2 separate regions of the Homo sapiens genome follow, and region 1 is linked to region 2. Evidence: chromatin loops called from intact Hi-C (ENCODE). Cell type or tissue: adrenal gland. All regions are shown on one strand. Links, peaks and the distances in the headings refer to the core of each region. The heading gives the core; the rest is flanking DNA. Region 1 has its middle 500 kb from the start of BTBD3-AS1. Region 2 has its middle 440 kb from the start of BTBD3-AS1.

Region 1 (10,679 bases), core at 1,369-9,368, 58 kb after region 2:
GCTGGTACTCTGATCTCAAACTCCCTAGACTCTAGAATTGTGAGGAATAAATCTCTGTTGTTTAAGCCACCCAGCCTAGGGTATACTGTTATAGCAGCCTAAACTGACAAAGACAGGGGCATTTAGGCCTCTATAATCTCCACCAGCATGTTCCCATTTTTATTGATCTCCATAATGGATATGATGGGGCACTGCCCAGATCCCCTCTTCAGGAAAATACCTCTACCCTCTACTGTCAGGAATTTCAGTTGTTGATTGCTCATACCAGGGACTCTACCTTGAAATTACCCTTGGCCTCAAGGGACTCTCTCATCATAGTTATGTCTCCTTCTAGGGCAGCTAGGCAATGCTGACTAATGCAAGAACACAAGGGCCTGGCCCCCTTGCCTCAAACAGACAACTGAGAAAGCCAATGTAGACTTAGAGCTCCTGGCAGGGTTGTCTAAGGCCTTTGCTGTTAGTGCAGTGGGGGGGTCAGCTTTGCTGTCTGCCCAGTCCCACCTTTCTCACTCTTTTGCAGGTATATATCCCAATTGCAGTCACCAGAAGACTGTCTGAGCCCACCTCCCTGACTCTGTTTCTAGAAGATGTGAATGAAGACAATCTGAGACATAAAATCTAAATAAGATGTTTGTGCTAGGAACATGCAATTTCAAGCAAATTCTACAGCTCCATTTCCAGGCCACTGCTACCTAGTCTCCTCCCATTCAGACATACCCCCCAAGAATGGGAAAGGTCTGGAGGGGAGACCAGCAGGGGATGGGAAGCAGCTCTCCACGACTCTCTTCTCTGCTGCTGCTCTTACATTCCCTCCCCCTTTGCCTTCTGTTTATGCTAATTCCAGGTCTTAAAATGGCTTTTTCTTTTTCTTCTTTGCAAGGCACGTAACACTTCATCATTTTCTTCTGTCATACGTTTTTGGTTTCCTCTGTCTAACTGGAATTTCCTATATTTAAAGAAAAGTCAGAAGCTAGTGTGTATGCGTGTGTATGTATGTGTTTATCTGTGTGAGTGTATGTGCATCGTAACATTATATAGAAGATCCCTTGTCTTTTTGGCACTTGGAACTCAGAGCATCTGGCAGACAAAACCCGCAATATGGTCAGGCTTCCTGTCTCCCTCCAGCCACAGTCCCCATTGCCTTCCACCTTATGAGTTATTCAGGTACGTTGGTGGCCAGTGTGCCCCTGTCTATGATTTTGAGATTCTCTGAGTCCATGAGCACCTTCTCTCAATCACTGCAATATTCTTTAAAGTTCTAGAGACCTGGGACTCTGACCACAGACTGAGATCCTAGCTTCTACCCCAGATTGCCGTGGGCACGAAACCCACAGGTGGTTTTTCCCCTGGAAGGTGCTCCTAACCAAGCCATTTCACTGTGGCTAGAACTTGAGACGGTGGTAATTTGTGTTACTGAAAGTTGCTAACTCCCAACCCACGATGAGCCAAACACCCTCACAGTGTGATGATAGAAGATACACATTCACACACCATTTTCAGTCTTTCATGGCTTGTTGCACAACTGTTAATCCTATGGTTTCAGTACTTTTGTTCAGAGTCTATCTCTGGGATCACATATTTAACATCTTCTTTCAAGGTGCACTTCGTGTTACACAAGAGTGGTGTTCCTGAAAAAGTGCTTATGCATTGGCCTTTCTTAAGACTGTGGCATTCTCTGAAACCTCTCTGCCCTCCAGAAAGTTAGAAAATGAGTTCTAAAGCCCCATGCCATGGTTCTGTGCATTTCTCGCACTGGCATGATCCCCTGTATATTTCGTTCTGTGATTTTTTTTATGCAAGCCAGTTTGGCCTTTCCTTGTTTGGATGCAAAATGTGATTCTTTCTCCAGATTCTAAAAGAAATCCAATCAGACAAAATGCATTGAGGGTGTAGACTCTCACTGTCCCATGAGGAAGGCAGGCAGGCCCAGCATCCTCTTAACTTCATTCTTGTTCCACTTTTTTGTTTAGCGTTTCCTTGCAGCCTTTGTGTCCCTTTCCTAAACCCCAGTCCCCAAAAGATGACCCTGGAGGGTCATCTTTGCTGTCTGCTATCACTGCTGCTGCCTTAGGAGAAAATAGCCTTGCTTGCGTTTCTGGGCTCTATCTTCATGTCTGATCACTTTCTTCAATTAACAATGGCATCTAAAGCTTCAAGTTGTTTTTGTTTTTGTTTTTGTTTCTATGAGTGCAGCCTCTCTGTCAAGCTTGAAGCACTTTAAAAAAATAATGAACACAGGTGAACTCGTTTCAAGGAGTCTCCAGTGAAGAGTCAGTCAGCCCCTCTAGGACAAGACATCTTTCATATTCATGCTTACATCTGCACCACCTGGTAGAGTACATGGCACAAGATGGCCATTAATTGAGTTGATGGAATTAAAAATGCTACAGAAAATTATTTCCCAAAGCAAAGTATCTTCTTCAATGAGGATGATAAGCTCTGTTTTCAGTGCAATTATCAATTTGTGTTTTTGCATGTGGGGGGTTTCTTAAGTATAATAAGATGAAATGGACTTAATCACTAAGAGGTAACTATAAACTAAACCTTTATAAGGCAGTTGGCTACAGATTTCTCTTTGGAGAAAAGAGGCTTTACTTGGCAAGCAACAGTGGGTCGGGGGCAACAAATCTGTTCTTGTGTCATAGACAAAATTGTAGAAGGTATACTGTGAGCTCTAGGCAGCAAGCCAACATTCTTTTTACTCCTGATGCTTAAAAGCTATGCTTTAATTTTTATTTTGTTTCCAGTGCCAATGCTCCTGGGTCAATATGCTAATTCAAAAGCTAGTTGAATATATTTGCATATTGTGCATATTCTTGACTCCATAGAGGCAGAATTAAAATTAGAGTTCTCTACACTTTCACTAGTATGGCCTTAAAATTCTACAGAAAATTCCATTCTCCTTCATTGTTCTCAAAGTCTTTGAAATTATGGAAAAGATAATGGTGTTGGGCCATTGTCAGTTTAATATAGTCAATGTAACTGAAGAATGGGTTACCTTGACTAGAATTATTTAATCGACAGTGACCAGATAATTTTCATTGTTCTGGACCTAATGTCCAGATACTTAAATAGGGTAGTTGACCAGAGGAACCATGAACTTGTAAGAAAAAATGTTACAATACCTTCATTTTATTGGAATTTAGCATTCCCTTTGATAATGTATGTAGGCAAACAACTGCAATAGTATTGGCCATATCTAGGTCTTTGACATCGTAGAAATCACAGTTATTTTAAAAACACATTACAATTGTTTCAAATATTTTAAAATGTCCTTCCCCTAAACCTGACTTTAAAATGTTATTATTAGACTTTCCACTGATTCTTATTATTTATTGTACTAATAAAGAAGCACAAACATTACTGCATCATAAATTTATGTTTTTGATATTTGGATTAGTAAATTTCACTATAATTTTGTTTCTACTTTGTACTTCTGTGCATTTCCCTTTGTGAATTTAAAGACATTAGCCTGAGGGAGTGTCTATCATCTTGTCAAATGGCTATCAGGGCCCAAGGGACAGGAAAGGCTGAGAACTTGAAATTCACCTAATACTTGTCAATACCAAACTTTTTTTTTTCATCTCTTGTTTAACCACTGCTCAAGTCTTGTCATCTCTTTCTCCTCAATAGGACCCTGCTAAGGATGTCAGTTATCTGCTGAATGGCTCCTTTCCCCATATGCCCCAGGATAATCGAAACTCAGCAAACTATTTCTAATGAGCAGGGAGCTTAGCCATGGCTTGATGCTCTGAAAAAGAGTCATTATATTTTAGAATGAGCGTGAGCTTTAAAAAATGTGGGTAATCAAGTCTGATCACACCACGAAGGCTGCTAAAAAACGCAGTCCTCGATTTGGGCTCTTATAAATCTCAAATCTTTTGGAAAGATTCTAAATTTAGAACCACCTTTTCAATTCCATCAGGACAGAAGCTGCTTTAAATGATGTGTCATCCACTGATGAAAGAGAAATTGGTATCATTTTCAACTTACCATGTTTGGTTCTTGCCGGTGCAATGCTGAGGCTGGGGAGAATCGGGCACGTTGCAGAGTTTGGAGGAGCCTTGCCCTACTTAGAGAGAATATTTAACACATGGGAGTGTTGGATGCACTGACTCAGTTCATTAGTGGAGATTCAATGTTATCGTACTGTTAGTTTTTCCAGTCTGAATTTAGGTGTATTTTGTTTTTGGTTTTGTTTTTTTTGGTTTGTTTTTGTTTTGTTTTGTTTTTACTGCAGCAATGACAGTAAAATTTTAGTCGAAGATTTGCTGAGGAGGAAACATTGAAACTATTTTCTGGAATCCCCAAGTAGTTTGGAGGAATGGGAGGTTTCCCTGTTGTGAGAGTGTGGATACTGTCACCACACTCAAGCCCACCAGCTGTCAGATCCTTATCCAGTTCTGCGGCTCTGCCTCTGTTGTCTGAAACTGGCTGTCTCAGTTGCTGAGTCATCACAGTGCTAAGAAACCAAATCCACTGAAAATCACCCTCGGTGCCCTTGAATATTTACCCAGCATATTTTGGGAGTCAGACCAGAGCCAAGTAGAAGCCTCAACAGTTAAATAGGCAGCCTCTGCAGGTATAAATCCCACTCTGCTTGTGAAGGTCTCTAAACCTTCAGCCTCCCTCTTCCTCCAGCATTCTGTGTCTGCAGGCTGCTGCAACCCTCCCCAGTGGCTGATATGGCTGTTCACGATGAGCTTAAAGTCAGTGTGCCCTTCAGAGGGGATATCTGTCAGCTGATACCAGCTAATAAAAAGCATGTGTCATAATGAGTTAAATTCTTAAGGTGAGCTGCTAGGTAAAACCTTGGAGCTCTCCTGGCCAGCCTCCCCTCCCTCGCTCCCACCACCAATCACAGACCAAGCCCTGCCTACTTCACCCACTAAACTTTCTTCAAAGCCCCACCATCTCCTTCATATCACCTCCTAACTCACCCAAGCTGCCATTGCATTGCTTCTAGCTCAGCATTGTCCAAGATGTAGTACCTAGCCACATGTGGCTACCTAAATATTCTTTTCAAAATGAAGGCCAGATCCCATCTCATGGAGGTGTTTGATTTGTCTTGGGGTAGCAGAACTCCAGCTTTATTCCAGCCACCCTTCCCTGGCTTTCTCTGCCTCTACCACCTACTCTCAGTAACTTTGATCACTTCTGCCTCAAGCCTCTGCAAATCTAGCACCTTCTCTCCATCTTCTAAACTGCAACATTTGCTGCACATTGTAGCTCTAGTATCACTTCCTCAGGGAAGCTCAATTTATATTTGTTGAAAGAATGCCTGAAACAACATAAGCAAATACATCACCAGAGGCTGAATACCAGGCACTGGCATCTAGGTGGAATCTATCATCAGGTATCAGTGGAGAACAGTCATTTCTCTAGATCTGGTTTAGAATTAGAACCTTTGTTAGGATGAAGGTAAACTGGCAAGGGAGGCCTGGGGCAGAGCCTACTGTGCCTCCAGCCCTGATATGAAGACTTCTGGGCTTCTTTGTCCTCACCTCTAATAAGATAGTTGATATAGGAGGCAGAATGCTAAGATGTCTCCCAAGGTGTCCACTCCTGGTGCACACGCTTTGCATAATCCCCACCACTTCAGGGACTGTGACTCAAATGGGATATCTCTCTCATGATTAGACTGTTGATTCTGTTGTATGGCAAGTGTAAAGACGTTTCACAGAGGCAATTAAGGGCCTAATCAGCTGATGTTAGTTAATAATAAAAAATTATGTTGAGAGGGCTGATCTAGTAAGTTGAGCTCTTCTAAGAGGATTTAGAGGCCAAAAATAGAAGTTAGAAAGAAGCCAGCTCCTCTGGCCTCATGTGGAGAGATTTTGTGTGCAGCCTCTAGCGGCTTATAGTCTCAGTTCTACTGCAGTCACAAGGAACTAAATTCTGCAGACGTCCTGAACAAACTTGAAAGAGGACCCTAAGCTCCAGATGAGAACCCTGACTCAGCCAATATATTTATTTCAGCCTTGTGAGACCCTGAGCAGAGACCCAGCTAAGTAAGCTGTGTCCTGACTCCCGACCCACAGAAACTAGGAGATAATAAACTGCGGTGTTTGAGGTGCAAAGTTTGTGGTGATTTTCCTAATGCAGCATCATAAAACATACAATGGGACTCAAGATTCTTAACTCGTTTTGTGCCATGGGCCACTTGGGAAGTCTGGTGAAGCCTATGGACTTCTGCTCAGAATGAATTTTAAATGCTTAAAATAAAATACAAAGGGTTACAAAAGAAACTGCTTTTATTGAAAGAGTAATAACATATTTTTTAAAAATGTATCTGAGTTAGTGTAACGTGTGCACTTATTTGTTAGCACATTAAATAATAAGATCTAGTGGTAGGTCTAAGAGTTACTATTATGTAGAAGAAATACCGAGTAAAAACCATCTTCTGAGACAGCAACAGCAATAGTGTGATGAAATTACTTGCCATTTCTATGGGTGTCAATGTCACACGATTGCTAGTGCATTTACAGTTGGCTGCTTCTATTCATAGTGGAAGGAAAGGCTAAATTTCACATAGGAGTTGGTAAAAATAAAGATTTAGCTTTTTTTTATACATTCATTCATTTATTCATTCATTCATTCCATCCAGTTTATGCCACCCCGCATTCTATCCAGGTTAAAAATCTTTAGAAAGTTCCTGAGCTGCTTCTGACTTCCACATTCTCTGTTGGCTTTCATCTTCTGAGTGATCCCCCGAAATTTCCATCCAGTGGAACCAATGACATTGGACTCTTGTTTACACTCTTAGGAGGGCCCTCCCTCTTGTTTATCCCTAGCTCATTTTTCTTTAATTACATGAATTACTTGATCTGCATGTGTGATTCATGTCTTTTTGATTATGTAGAATTAACCTGAACAGAACACAGCTGCGCCAAGGTAAATTCTGGGTATATGTGTCCCAGTTTTTAAGTCCTTGTGTCACAAATGCCCTCCTGGGAAAGGTCAAAGCTCTTAAGTGTAATGTTGAAGCCAGGGTTGCAGGCTCAGATCCTTCTGTCTACACCTGCCCATCCCTGACCCCTTCTTGTTTCTGCAGCCCCAGTGTGGGCTGGTGCTCATGAAAACCTGCTCCCCAGCCCCTGCTGTCTGCACTGTAATAGTTATAAGCGGATGTTCTCTGCTCTTGGCTGAGCTGTAAATCAAACAATGCATGTTTCCTAATCATTTCTTTACTTCTTTCTTTATTCCTTTTTTCAAAAACTATAAGCATGTGGCTTTAAAATTTAAAGTTTACTTACAGCTTATAATACATTTCTTCTTTCTCTTGTGCCCAGCTCCTTTTACTATTTTCTTTTCCTCTGTTGGTTACCTTCTTAACTTTACATAACTTATCTATTATTTATTGATTTATTAACTTTACATGAAGTCTGTTGACTCACTGTTATGAAAAATGAGGATTTACCTCACTTTACTCCACATCTCCCATGGAGCTTGTTTTATTGTTTTTGCTGTATTCTTGCATTTATCATACCTCTATTTACATCAACATTAGCATTGCATCTGCCCACTGGACCTTCTTTCTTTTCTATTTCATTTTTTGTCAGATATATATGTGCCTTCATATTGTCAAGTTTAGCATTATTTGCCTTTTCTTCTTAAACCAAAATTGAGTCTTCTTTTCTTCCTCCATGGATTAATATTAGAAGTTGAAGATCTGCAAAGGGCTTTTACCTAACTTTGACCAGTAACATATTGTTCTATGTGGGCCAAGTGGTGACCAGGTCTCATTTGGTGACCTCCAGGATCACTGGAAGAAGAAGGTCCTGACCATCAAGGTTAAATGATTCTCATGTTGTTCACACCATCTAGTAATTAAAGGCATGCCTAATTTTTGTGTCTTGTTTTTTACATTTTAGTAAACAGTATGTGTGGAGGATGTTTTGTTTGTTTGATGTCTCTTTGAGTTGTCAATTACTTCTACATTTTTGGTTTTCTTGACAAATTATAGCATGTCTTCAGTCTCTAATTTTGAGGACCCTCCCTAAAACAATTAAATCAGAATTTCTGTGGATGGAACTCCAACACGGGCTTATCCCAAATTAAAGTATTCATAAATAAAGATAACATTGAACCAGATCTACTTGAGGGAGGAAGGACAATCACTGGAAAGTATAGATTCCACCTAAGATACATGATTTCCCAACTCGGGAAATAAAGAGCTCAATGGGCTGGTTCCTTGGGGAAGCACATCTAAATATTTTACATCCAGGAATTAGGAATAGAGCTCTATCTTCAGAGAGAGTGGCAGAGCATGTGGTTCACATCTTGCCTCTCTGTGTAGTTCAAGCAGGTACAAGTGACAACTCCTGGTCCCATTTCAAAGGCTTTGTAATATTTTTAAATAAATTCCTTGGTGATCAAAAATCAATACTGTTTAGTCTCTATGAATCTAATAACTCAGGGTTCTTCATTTCGAGTCAGTGACACAATGCCCCATTCTTTAGGTGATTCCTGAATTTCCTCTAAATACTGTTTGGTAAGAAAACTCCTAGAACCTGAATCCACACCTTCAGTTCAGAACTGAACTAATGGATTTCTTTCCTAAACTCAATTAATTTCTGTTGCTGAGGCACAGACTTTCCACTGTTTGGATCTGAACACCACTCTCTATTTTGTAAATGATCCCCAGGCTGAAGTGAAACAGAATGGTTAATGCATTTTTGATGAATATTAAAAATTCATGAAAAAAAATAAAAGTATGATACATATTTAAAGGAGCCTGGTTTTGGTTTCCTTGCCTTAAAGTTATTCCCTCTCTGATCCTCTCTCCCTTATCCTGCAAAGAACATCATAAAATGTCCATGTCTTTCTACATTATGGAAAGTCATTTTGATAAGAATGCCTTTATGTCTGTAAACTGTCAGGGGTAAATTGAGCAGAAAATTATGCAGTATCCTGGTAAAACCAAATGTTAATATGGAAATTTTCATTAAATGCCCTAAGAAGCTACAGATGTTTGAGTAAATTCTACTGATTGCTTTGGCCTGACCTCTTTTTAGTGCCCCTTTGCACAGTGTACTGAAATCCTTCGACAGATCTCACCCCATGTTATCAGTCTCAAATCAGGAAGCTTTTTCAGAATAGTTGGCTATGGCATTAACTCATTTTCTCCCCACCTTCTTCCTGCCCCCACAACAGTTCTCTGCAGTTCTGTGAGCAGAGAAATGCAGCGAGGCCCTCCTTCAATAAATAGCACATCCATTCAGGTCACTCATGCAGCTCATTTTAAATAAATTGAATCAATTCATGCCTATTAGCTGCTTGTCCTTGAACTAAGATAACATGGGATGTTCAGGTATCACTCAGAGGAGGAATTATGAGGGTGACAAAATTTGCTGAGTGCTCCAAGGCCAACTTTTATAAAATCTTGAGTAGGACAAGGGAAGGGACCTTCTATTACTCTTAATAAAGTATTATGTAAACTATTAACAGTGTACTATGCCCTTGGAGAAAAGCCTTAGAAACTTAGAACGTTTGAGCATATTTTTCTATCGAGTTTTATTTGTGTAAAATGAATGAGGCGCCATTGATAATATTTAGAAACTGCACATCCCAGATGACTGGGAATGCCCCATCGCTTCCCAGGGACATCATAGGGATATATCCTCAACAGAATCAACAAATCAGTGGAATCAATATGCTTAATTCAAATACTGAAGTTATCTGAGAAATAGATTCATGGTAGATTCTAAGATAGTATTGTTCTAGAATTTTTTTTCCTGTGGCTTTAAATGCAGGCTGTCTTCATTTACTCATTTCAGACTTTGCCTTTACCATTATTATGGTTCAGCATGATTTCAAGTTTCTCTCCCTTTCTAGCCACATGGGATGATGTGATTTTATTGCCCCTTTCAAGTTAGCCATGACCATGAGACTTGTTTGGACAGTGAAATATGTGCAGATGTAGTACCTGCAGCACTTAATTGCTGATGCTTGACTACTGAGTTTTGTCATTCCCTGTGACGATGATAATGGAAGCAGAGGTTGACATGCAGGGGCCAAAAGATTGATACCGCCTGAAAGGAGAGTGGTCCTGACTCATGGCCCACTCAAGATAAGTGGGAAATAAGTTTGCATTGTGCTGAGCCCCTGAAAGTTTTGTTTCCTGCAATATAACCTTGCTTATCTTTACTAAAGTAGGCCTCATGTTCTAATTCTCTTGAGTGAGGCCCTCCAGGGCTACTCTTCTTTATGGCCAGGGCATTTATATTGATTGTTTTTCATGAAAGTTCCGAGTTGCTTTGTGAAATGGACTGGCACTTGGAAAGTTGTGAGCTGGAGGGTCCAGATGTTGATCTGCCAACAACAAAAAAGTGTACACTTCATGAGTTTCTCTAATTAATAGAGAGGAGCCATATGATAGAATCAAAATCAGGCTCAGCACAAGGTTCTCTTGGGATCTCTGCTTGTGATTATTGAAGGAAAAGAATGCCTCATTTAATTGACACTAAGCATTTGTTCTTGGCTACTCCAACTAGCTCGCTCTCACACTGATAATAGCTTATAAGGATAACATTGATATGAGTAGTGGATTCAAAAGGCCTGTGTGTGGTATCAGTTTCAGGTCTCCTTAGAAATATGGCAACTCCACAACGTGGATGCCAAGTTTGTTTTCATTAAGTCCAAAGGAACACCATCCACAGGTATGGGGTAAAATTGCT
Region 2 (10,679 bases), core at 1,610-9,609:
ATGAAAAAAATCAGATGGATAATTTTGACTAAATGAAAATTAAGAACTTACGGTTATCAAAGATATCATAAGGAAAATGAAAAGACACAAAGTGGAAGAAGATATTTGCAACCTATGTCATATCTGGTCCATTAATCAAAGGACAGCACAATAAATTATAATATATTTACAAAATAGAATACTGGACTGTACTGAAAATGAATGGGGTCTGGTTCTTGCAACAAGTGAATAAATGTAAAAATAAGAATTGTGTTGAGTAAAGAAAGCGAATAGAACAAATACTATGTACAGTATAATACCCTTTTAATAAACTCAAAACTAAACAATTCATTGTTTAGAACTGTATATAACTAGGAGAGAAACTAATTTTGAAATATCAGGGAACGATAAAAATAAAATTTAGAACAATGTTTGCTCCAAGGATTGAGGGAAGAAGGAACAGAGAGAAAGGAGAGACAGAGAATATAGAAGACTTAACCAGCACTAAGTTTCGATATTATGGATAATACTTTTGGCTCATATTTTTATCCTACCTGCTTCCATAAAATGATAAGGAAGGATAAGTTGGATTAGATGCATTCTTGGCATTTACTATTCTAAATGTATTTTCCATCTTGAAGTTACTGTTCGTGAAGCCAGGAGCAATTACTTTTTGAGTGGATGCACTGTCACCACCTTTCAAGGTGTCATTGTCCTGCCTTTCTTCAGAACTACTTGAGCCAGCTAGAGCTTTACATGCCAAGCATTACAAAATAAATAGAGAATTGGAATTCTTTCCATCTGTAAAGCAAGAAAATGCACATTTGAATTCCGACTAAAGGGACACACCCCTTTTTTTGAGAAAAGCACCTATTGCAAGGTTTTGGTGTTGGTGCAAACACTCATTTTGATGTCTTTCACTTCTTATAAGTTATTGGCCTTCTTTTCTAAAATATCTCCTACCTTTCCAACTAAGGTTTCTCCTATTCAGAAACAATGGCTTAATCATTTTCCAAAGGACTCTTTTCTTCATAGCAGTCTTGATAGCCACCTACCAGAAGCCTGATTTAATAGGTCTTCGGTGGATCCATTTCACCCATGAGAACAATCAGTAAGGACTGGTGGCTTCTCAGCCAGGTGTTTTTTGAGTGTGTGGGTGCCTGAGTGGTGCCATACAAAACAACTCTGATTCATTTGTCCACAGAGAACTCAAGTGACATTTTGGGTAATTCATTTGTTTAGAGATGTGTCCTTTCTACCCACCTTCATCTTGACCCAAGTGTTTAGCTTTAAGGCTATTTTTGGACATATGACACTAAAAAGGATATTAACTGCTCCTGAGAATGTGACACTCCTAGTGAGTCTCAAATTGGAAACAGGCTTCAATGCATCAGCCATTTTTCATAAGTATTTAATAGCTTCAAGGAAATGACAGTTCCACGTCCCACGTGGGTTTTAGTTAGGGTGTAAGGTTCACAACTGAATACATGGGAGACAATTGTTGAACCATACATTATGCAAACTGTTGTGAAAGTTAAGGATACACAACTGGCCTACTTTATACATATGCACATGAAATACTACCCCTACCCCTTAATCTATTTAAAATATGTTCCTAGACTTTAAATTCCTCAGGCCTTAGGGAAATAAAACCAAGGCCATAGCTATATAATTGCAAAGCTCCAACTGTGTCCTATTAACCCAGTCATTTCATGAACTAATTCAGGGACAATGGGTTCACAAAGCCTCAGTGTGTTTAAGATTTATAATTAAATTTCAAAAATGAAAGCTCATCTTGCCTGTTTAAGAATCTATGAAGTGTGTGGCTATCCTACAGAATCTTGTAGACAGACTCTGTTTCTTAAATCCAGCCTTTTCTTTTTATTATGATGCCAGTTTGTATTTTAAAATATGCCATTTCTTTCTAAAAAGTCCAGCTTAAAACTCAAGATATTAAATAACAAACCCTGACAGAACATGTGAGAAAGTTTCATACTTTTTTTTCAATTTGCCTGAAAAAAAAAAAAAGCTAAAAATACAGACAATTTCTATCTATGAATATCAACGATTTTAAAATGCCCACCAGAGAACATTGTTTCTAAGTCTGGAGTAAGGAAGAGATAAGAGATTGTCCTAGTCCAGGTCTTTTAAGAAACTGATTAAACACAAAGGGAGCGTTTCGTGGGATATTCCGCTGAGAAAAAATGCGGAAGGAACTGAGAAAAGGTGGGAGAGCTGTCGGACTGCAGTGTGTATTTAATGAGAAGAGAAAGCTGGAATAAAGGAAGTTGGGACAAAAACATTAGAGCACTTTGCAGTCTAAGGAAGTTTCTGCAAAGCCATTCAGTGTTCTTGAGCTAAAGTCTGTCATCAGAGGAGCCCCCTGTCTCTCAGATTGGACCCACCTTAGCATGATCCATGATGTGCTCACTCATTGGCTGAGAACAGCCTGTGGGAGGTGTGGCCTCAATGGAAACTTAACTATGAGTTACAGAGCTCAGTGACTAGAGCTCTGTAATTTCAACTTAAATGTCTTCACATACTATAAACAAGACACAGAATAATTTGGATGATATTTAAAGAAGATGATTTCCTTATTAGTCAGCTTGCTACTGTAAAATGCTGCATAACAACCCCCAAATCTCAGTTGAATCCAAAAACCAGTATGTATTTCTTGTTCATGGGTCTCCAGGTGTCTTGGCTAAGCTCAGGTTTGTGCCAGTTTCATATGTGTGTTATTCTAGGACCCAGACTGAAGAGGAAAAGGCTACATAGGACATGCACTTATCCTGGCAGATGAAAACAAAATGAAAAAGAACAAACCAAACCACATAAACACATTTAAAACTTTTGCTCACATCACATGTGGTCACATACCATTACCAAAGTAAGTCACATGGTCCAGCCAAAAGTCAATGGAGCGAAGAAGTGTAGTCTACATGCTGGGCTAGAAAATTCTGCACAGCCAGTGGTAAAGGATGTGGGTTGTATAGTCCTAGTATGTTGAGGGAGTGGAGGAGTGAAAATAATTTTCTATTTTAAACTAATATTGCTTTCTTGTTAAACAACATGCAATAGTAAAAAATAGTCGTAGAACACACACACATACACACACACACACACACACACCCTTGTGAATGGACATACAGATACGCTAGAAGAATATAAATATACCTATCTCATGTGGAGTCATATACCTAAATCTTGGATATAAATAAACCAGAAAAGCTGCTAAATTTTTTCTATTTTTCTTTGGTCATTCAGAATAGAAGAAGAAGACAGAAATAGTCTATGAAAAAGCATGACTTATACTAGTAATGGATGCAAGAAATCTTAGTGCAAGTGAGAAAAAATGCATAGATCCACAAAATCAAAAAGTTTTCACAGCAACGTTTTCACATCAAAGTGACTGGCCTTTTTGATGCACAATTTTAAAGCCCACAAGACTGGCCACTTCCATCCTGTTGGCATGGACACAATATAGGAATTAAAAAAAAAAAGACTGGAGTAAAAAACCAAACATTTTCTTACAGCAGCTGCCCCAAATCAACTCTAAATATCAGCCAACTGAGGCAGCTAAAAACTCACCAAAAAATAAATAAATAAATAAAAATAAACAATGCAAAGACTTTGAGTCTTTGTTGAAAAAGTTGAGGGTGGGGATTCAGATATTAATTAGGTAAAAAGGGAAGAAGTTAAGGAAAGTCTATTTCAGTATGTGGAAGCAAATAGAAGACTCCATGGAATAATCTCTGGTATAAGCCAATAGGAATAAACAACATGGGACCCAAGAAGGAAAAAAAGTGATGGCTCTGAGTTTATTCCACCACCTCACATACACACATACTCACACAAGGAAACAATGTAGCACACACATGAAAAGATGAAGAATGGATCCTGAAGAAAAATCTACCCCAGGAAACAAAAGAAAACTTAGTGATCACAATGAAAAAACAAGTAAACAGAGCCAGCAGAACTAAGAAAAAATATTGAAGGAAAAATAACCTGAGTGAGACCCTTAAGATATGTTAAAAATAATAACTTAGAGAATAGGCTTGATAAAATCACCAAGATGCAGAGGAAAAGGACATAAAAATTAAAATAATTTGAGATAAATGTAATGAAATAAAAATAAAACAGATACAAAGACTATGATACTATAGAAGCAGCAGAAATCTCCTCAGATGAAAGAAGAATAAAAGCCCAGGACCTTTTAAATGTTTTCAAGGGCTTGTTTTATTTCATAAAAAAATGAATAGAGAATCACCGATAATGAGATATACTTCATTAAATTTACTAAATGTCAAGCATTCAGAAGAGATAAACAGATTAATCTTTACATATTTTGAAATTGTTTTATAGCTCTTGGATGTTCTAAGTTTTTTCCACTTTTAATTTCCTCTTTATATTTCGGCTTGCAAAGTTTCCATTGACATATCTTCAAACTCATTGATTCTTTCCTTGGCAAAGTTGAGTCCATGGTAAGCTCTTTGAAAACACATTTCTTCCCACCCCCCACTTCAAGAAGGTGGATTAGAGGCCTTTAGCTTTCCTCAGCCACTTGGAAATAGCAAAATAGTACATAAAGATGAACTCTGTGAGCTTTAATTCAAGAAGAAAAATGGGAATCTACCAGAATAGTAAAGGACACCGCAGATCCCGGGGAAGAGAAGTGGGCAAACAGCCACCTAGGGGACTCACCTTTCCACTGCAGATCCATGCAACCCAGGCCAAGGGAGAGCACATTATTTCTTCCAAGTCCCTGGAGCTAACTTGGATGGAGGCTTGGAGACACAGAGAGGGAAAGACGTCGGGAAAAGCTGCGATCATTTTCCCAGACCCAGGTTGGAGACGAGGATGCCATTTTTAATCCAGGCTCATACAAAGTCAGTCATTCTTTGGCAATTTGGCAACACGGCCTCACAGTCATTTTAGTGTCAGGCCAGAGATTGAAGCACTTGCTCTAGAGTAGTATAGAGCTTCCACAGCTGGAATTGAGCAGCAGGGGTGGAAAGCACCCCAGCAGTAGGTGCTAGAATTGTGCTTTCCCCCATTGCAGGTCTGGAGTGGGAGGAGAGTTGCTGTAGCTGTGGGTTCTTTGGGCAATGAGATCTTCAGACAAGGCCAACTTGGCAACCTAGAGCCAATCTGCATGTGTCATTATGAGGTGCCCCAGCCTGCTCCCTAGAGATTGTGGTGTAGTGGGGCACTCTCTGCTCCATGGCCAGGTAGATTTCCAGGCATTCTGAGTGTCTGTTCACCTGGATAAGCTGCCGAAGCCACCCCACCCTTCTTGTGAAGAGATTGTGGTGCAGTGGGGCTCTTTCTGTTCCATACCCAGGCAGCTCTCTAGGCACTTGGAGCATTCACTCTCCTAGATGGGAGAGTTAGGCCACTCACCCTTCTTCATGCTGGGAAACTGGGGAAAAGGAGGTTTCTCAGCTTCATGTCTAGGCACACCTCTAGGCGCTTGGTGGCTGCCCAGTGAGCTTGTCCTTGGAGCTAGTGCTTGTGCCTGATATTGTGGGACCTGTAGGTGTGCCTGCTTGATCTGGCCCCACCCATCTTGCTCCCACTCTCCAGGGCTGTGCATTCCACAGTGGTCTGAGCTCCCAGAGAGTTTTAACCAGGAAGCAAGGATCAAGTATATACCCATCCACATTGGCTGTAGCCAGCTCTTACCCACAAGAGCCACCTACTGGCTTGGAGAAATAATGGCACAGCACTCTAGGATTTCTGCCGACACAAGTACATAACACTGGAGAAAGTTAAACTTCCTGACCACTGCCAATTTGGCCCCACAGGAGGCAGTGAGCCTGCTCACATGCCCAGAACATCACTACTATAACCAGCATTTGGATAAACCATCATAAAAAGGCTACCTATAACCAAGGAATTTATACAGACACTTTGACACTGAAAATACCCAGAACCGGAGCTCTAACCCTTAGCACAGTTCACCCGTAAGGGATGGGGAAGAGCAGCTGACCAAAGGCCACCTTGGGTAAAAGGCAATGTGGGCGTGGCACTAGTCACTGAAGGCAGCACCATCACAGCTCAGGAGCAGACATGGAAAGGAGGTCATCTCATCCCCCATTCCACCCTCCTCAGTGCACTGTTGAAGACTCAGTAGTAGCTCTTCCCATCAGGGCTCGGAAGCATGGGCTGAAAGAGATCAATTCTAAGCATTCTATAGTGGTTCCACCTCCACTGAAGGTGAATGTATACTTGAGGAAAATGCTTTTCATACTTCTTTATTGCCTCTGCTTCTGCACCTACCTGCCAGCTCTTACTCTTAAATGCCAACTACTGGACTGCAGCTTGAACTGCACCACCAAACAAAATTACATTGCTACTACAAGCAACATCTGAGAAAGCCATTGCATGAAACTGCCTGCAGCCAAGGAGTCCATACAGAGCGTTGGCACCCTGAAAGCACCCAGAAACTAAGCCAATTAGTCATGTTTAATATACACCACAGTTGTATCTACAAGGGAAGAAAGAGCAAAAAATCAAGAAGTCCCATCCAAACAAAAGTAAAATTAAAAAAAAAAAGGAAACATGAGCTCTCTCAGATGAGAAGGAATCAGTGCAAGAACGCTGGCAATTAAAAAAGCCAGAGTGTTTCATTACCACCAAAAGATCCCATTAGCTTCCAAGCAATGGAACCTAACCAGAATGAAATGTCTGAAATGGCAGACACAGAATTCAGAATTTGAATGGCAAAGAAACTCAATGAGATCCAAGAGGAAGTTCAAATCCAACACAAAGAAAACAGAAAAATGATACGAGTATTGAAAGACAACACAGTTATTAATAAAAAACCAAACATAACTTCTGGAATTAAAAAATTTCCCCATTAACTACAAGTGCTTCAAAATACAGTTGGAAGCCTTAACAACAGATTAGACCAAGTAGAAGAAAGAATTTCACAGCTTGAAGACTAGTTCCTCAAATTAACCAAGTCAAAAGAAATAAAGAAAAAAATAATGTAAAAAATAAAGCCTTTACAAAATATGAGATTATGTAAAGGGACTACATATATGATTTATTGGCATCATTTTTTTTATTATTATTATACTTTAAGTTTTAGGGTACATGTGCACAATGTGCAGGTTAGTTACACGTATACATGTGCCATGCTGGTGTGCTGCACCCGTTAACTCGTCATTTAACATTAGGTATATCTCCTAATGCTATCCCTCCCCCTTCCCCCCACCCCACAACAATCTCCAGAGTGTGATGTTCCCCTTCCTGTGTCCATGTGTTGTTCTCATTGTTCAATTCCCACCTATGAGTGGGAATATGCGGTGTTTGGTTTTTTGTTCTTGCGATAGTTTACTGAGAATGGTGATTTCCAGTTTCATCCATGTCCCTACAAAGGACATGAACTCATCATTTTTTATGGCTGCATAGTATTCCATGGTGTATATGTGCCACATTTTCTTAATCCAGTCTATCATTGTTGGACATTTGGGTTGGTTCCAAGTCTTTGCTATTGTGAATAGTGCCGCAATAAACATACGTGTGCATGTGTCTTTATAGCAGCATGATTATAGTCCTTTGGGTATATACCCAGTAATGGGATGGCTAGGTCAAAAGGTATTTCTAGTTCTAGATCCCTGAGGAATTGCCATACTGACTTCCACAATGGTTGAACTAGTTTACAGTCCCACCAACAGTGTAAAAGTGTTCCTATTTCTCCACATCCTCTCCAGCACCTGTTGTTTCCTGACTTTTTAATGATTGCCATTCTAACTGGTGTGAGATGATATCTCATTGTGGTTTTGATTTGCATTTCTCTGATGGCCAGTGATGGTAAGCATTTTTTCATGTGTTTTTTGGCTGCAAAAATGTCTTCTTTTGAGAAGTGTCTGTTCATGTCCTTCGCCCAATTTTTGATGGGGTTGTTTGTTTTTTCCTTGTAAATTTGTTTGAGTTTATTGTAGATTCTGGATATTAGCCCTTTGTCAGATGAGTATGTTGTGAAAATTTTCTCCCATTTTGTAGGTTGCCTGTTCACTCTGATGGTAGTTTCTTTTGCTGTGCAGAAGCTCTTGAGTTTAATTTGATCCCATTTGTCAATTTTGGCTTTTGTTGCCATTGCTTTTGGTGTTTTAGACATGAAGTCCTTGCCCATGCCTATGTCCTGAATGGTAATGCCTAGGTTTTCTTCTAGGGTTTTTATGGTTTTAGGTCTAATATTTAAGTCTTTAATCCATCTTGAATTAATTTTTGTAAAAGGTGTAAGGAAGGGATCCAGTTTCAGCTTTCTACATATGGCTAGCCAGTTTTCCCAGCACCATTTATTAAATAGGGAATCCTTTCCCCATTGCTCGTTTTTCTCAGGTTTGTCAAAGATCAGATAGTTGTAGATATGCGGCGTTATTTCTGAGGGCTCTGTTCTGTTCCATTGATCTATATCTCTGTTTTGGTACCAGTACCATGCTGTTTTGGTTACTGTAGCCTTGTAGTATAGTTTGAAGTCAGGTAGTGTGATGCCTCCAGCTTTGTTCTTTTGCCTTAGGATTGACTTGGCGATGGGGGCACTTTTTTGGTTCCATATGAACTTTAAAGTAGTTTTTTCCAATTCTGTGAAGAAAGGCATTGGTAGCTTGATGGGGATGGCATTGAATCTATAAATTACCTTGAGCAGTATGGCCATTTTCAGGATATTGATTCTTCCTACCCATGAGCATGGAATGTTCTTCCATTTGTTTGTATCCTCTTTTATTTCATTGAGCAGTGGTTTGTAGTTCTCCTTGAAGAGGTCCTTCACATCCCTTGTAAGTTGGATTCCTAGGTATTTTATTCTCTTTGAAGCAGTTGTGAATGGGAGTTCACTCATGATTTGGCTCTCTGTTTGTCTGTTGGTGTATAAGAATGCTTGTGATTTTTGTACATTGATTTTGTATCCTGAGACTTTGCTGAAGTTGCTTATCAGCTTAAGGAGATTTTGGGCTGAGACAATGGGGTTTTCTAGATATACAATCATGTCATCTGCAAACAGGGACAATTTGACTTCCTCTTTTCCTAATTGAATACCCTTTATTTCCTTCTCCTGCCTAATTGCCCTGGCCAGAACTTCCAACACTATGTTGAATAGAAGTGGTGAGGGAGGGCATCCCTGTCTTGTGCCGGTTTTCAAAGGGAATGCTTCCAGTTTTTGCCCATTCAGTATGATATTGGCTGTGGGTTTGTCATAGATAGCTCTTATTATTTTGAGATACGTCCCATCAATATCTAATTTATTGAGAGTTTTTAGCATGAAGGATTGTTGAATTTTGTCAAAGGCCTTTTCTGCATCTATTGAGATAATCATGTGGTTTTTGTCTTTGGTTCTATTTATACACTGGATTACATTTATTGATTTGCATGTATCGAACCAGCCTTGCATCCCAGGGATGAAGCCCACTTGATCATGGTGGAAAAGCTTTTTGATGTGCTGCTGGATTCAGTTTGCCAGTATTTTATTGAGGATTTTTGCATGAATGTTCATCAAGTATATTGGTCTAAAATTCTCTTTTTTGGTTGTGTCTCTGCCCGGCTTTGGTATCAGAATGATGCTGGCCTCATAAAATGAGTTAGGGAGGATTCCCTCTTTTTCTATTGATTGGAATAGTTTCAGAAGGAATGGTACCAGTTCCTCCTTGTACCTCTGGTAGAATTCGGCTGTGAATCCATCTGGTCCTGGACTCTTTTTGGTTGGTAAGCTATTGATTATTGCCACAATTTCAGAGCCTGTTATTGGTCTATTCAGAGATTCAACTTCTTCCTGGTTTAGTCTTGGGAGGGTGTATGTGTCGAGGAATTTATCCATTTCTTCTAGATTTTCTAGTTTATTTGCATAGAGGTGTTTGTAGTATTCTCTGATGGTAGTTTGTATTTCTGTGGGATCGGTGGTGATATCCCCTTTATCATTTTTTATTGCATCTATTTGATTCATCTCTATTTTCTTCTTTATTAATCTTGCTAGCAGTCTATCAATTTTGTTGATCCTTTCAAAAAACCAGCTCCTGGATTCATTAATTTTTTGAAGGGTTTTTTTGTGTCTCTATTTCCTTCAGTTCTGCTCTCATTTTAATTATTTCTTGCCTTCTGCTAGCTTTTGAATGTGTTTGCTCTTGCTTTTCTAGTTCTTTTCATTGTGATGTTAGGGTGTCAATTTTGGATCTTTCCTGCTTTCTCTTGTGGGCATTTAGTGCTATAAATTTCCCTCTACACACTGCTTTGAATGTGTCCCAGAGATTCTGGTATGTTGTGTCTTTGTTCTCCTTGGTTTCAAAGAACATCTTTATTTCTGCCTTCATTTTGTTATGTACCCAGTAGTCATTCAGGAGCAGGTTGTTCAGTTTCCATGTAGTTGAGCGGTTTTGAGTGAGTTTCTTAATCCTGAGTTCTAGTTTGATTGCACTGTGGCCTGAGAGACAGTTTGTTATAATTGCTGTTCTTTTACATTTGCTGAGGAGAGCTTTACTTCCAACTATGTGGTCAATTTTGGAATAGGTGTGGTGTGGTGCTGAAAAATATGTATATTCTGTTGATTTTGGGTGGAGAGTTCTGTAGATGTCTATTAGGTCCGCTTGGTGTAGAGCTGAGTTCAATTCCTGGGACCCTTGTTTACTTTCTGTCTCGTTGATCTGTGTAATGTTGACAGTGGAGTGTTAAAGGGCTTTCTTGATATAGAAGAAGAGAAAGTA

Evidence for each region. Hi-C counts contacts between places; a loop is a spot of excess contacts. Peaks named below come from ENCODE experiments on the same cell type or tissue, not always from the same donor. Only the 100,000 strongest peaks of a DNase experiment are listed, where the experiment ranks them.
Region 1: it touches region 2 in a loop (5-fold over the local background); 1 of 110 quality-filtered maps calls a loop at or near these places.

Annotation. Positions count from the first base shown.
Region 1 is chr20:12,410,646-12,421,324 of GRCh38, forward strand. No RefSeq gene overlaps it. Among named protein-coding and RNA genes, the nearest start is that of BTBD3-AS1, 500 kb to the left of the region's middle. In adrenal gland, for the core only: no CTCF peak of the experiment used is centred there; a DNase peak (open chromatin) is centred at 4,566; H3K4me3 peaks cover 686 bases.
Region 2 is chr20:12,352,525-12,363,203 of GRCh38, forward strand. No RefSeq gene overlaps it. Among named protein-coding and RNA genes, the nearest start is that of BTBD3-AS1, 440 kb to the left of the region's middle. In adrenal gland, for the core only: no CTCF peak of the experiment used is centred there; no DNase peak of the experiment used is centred there.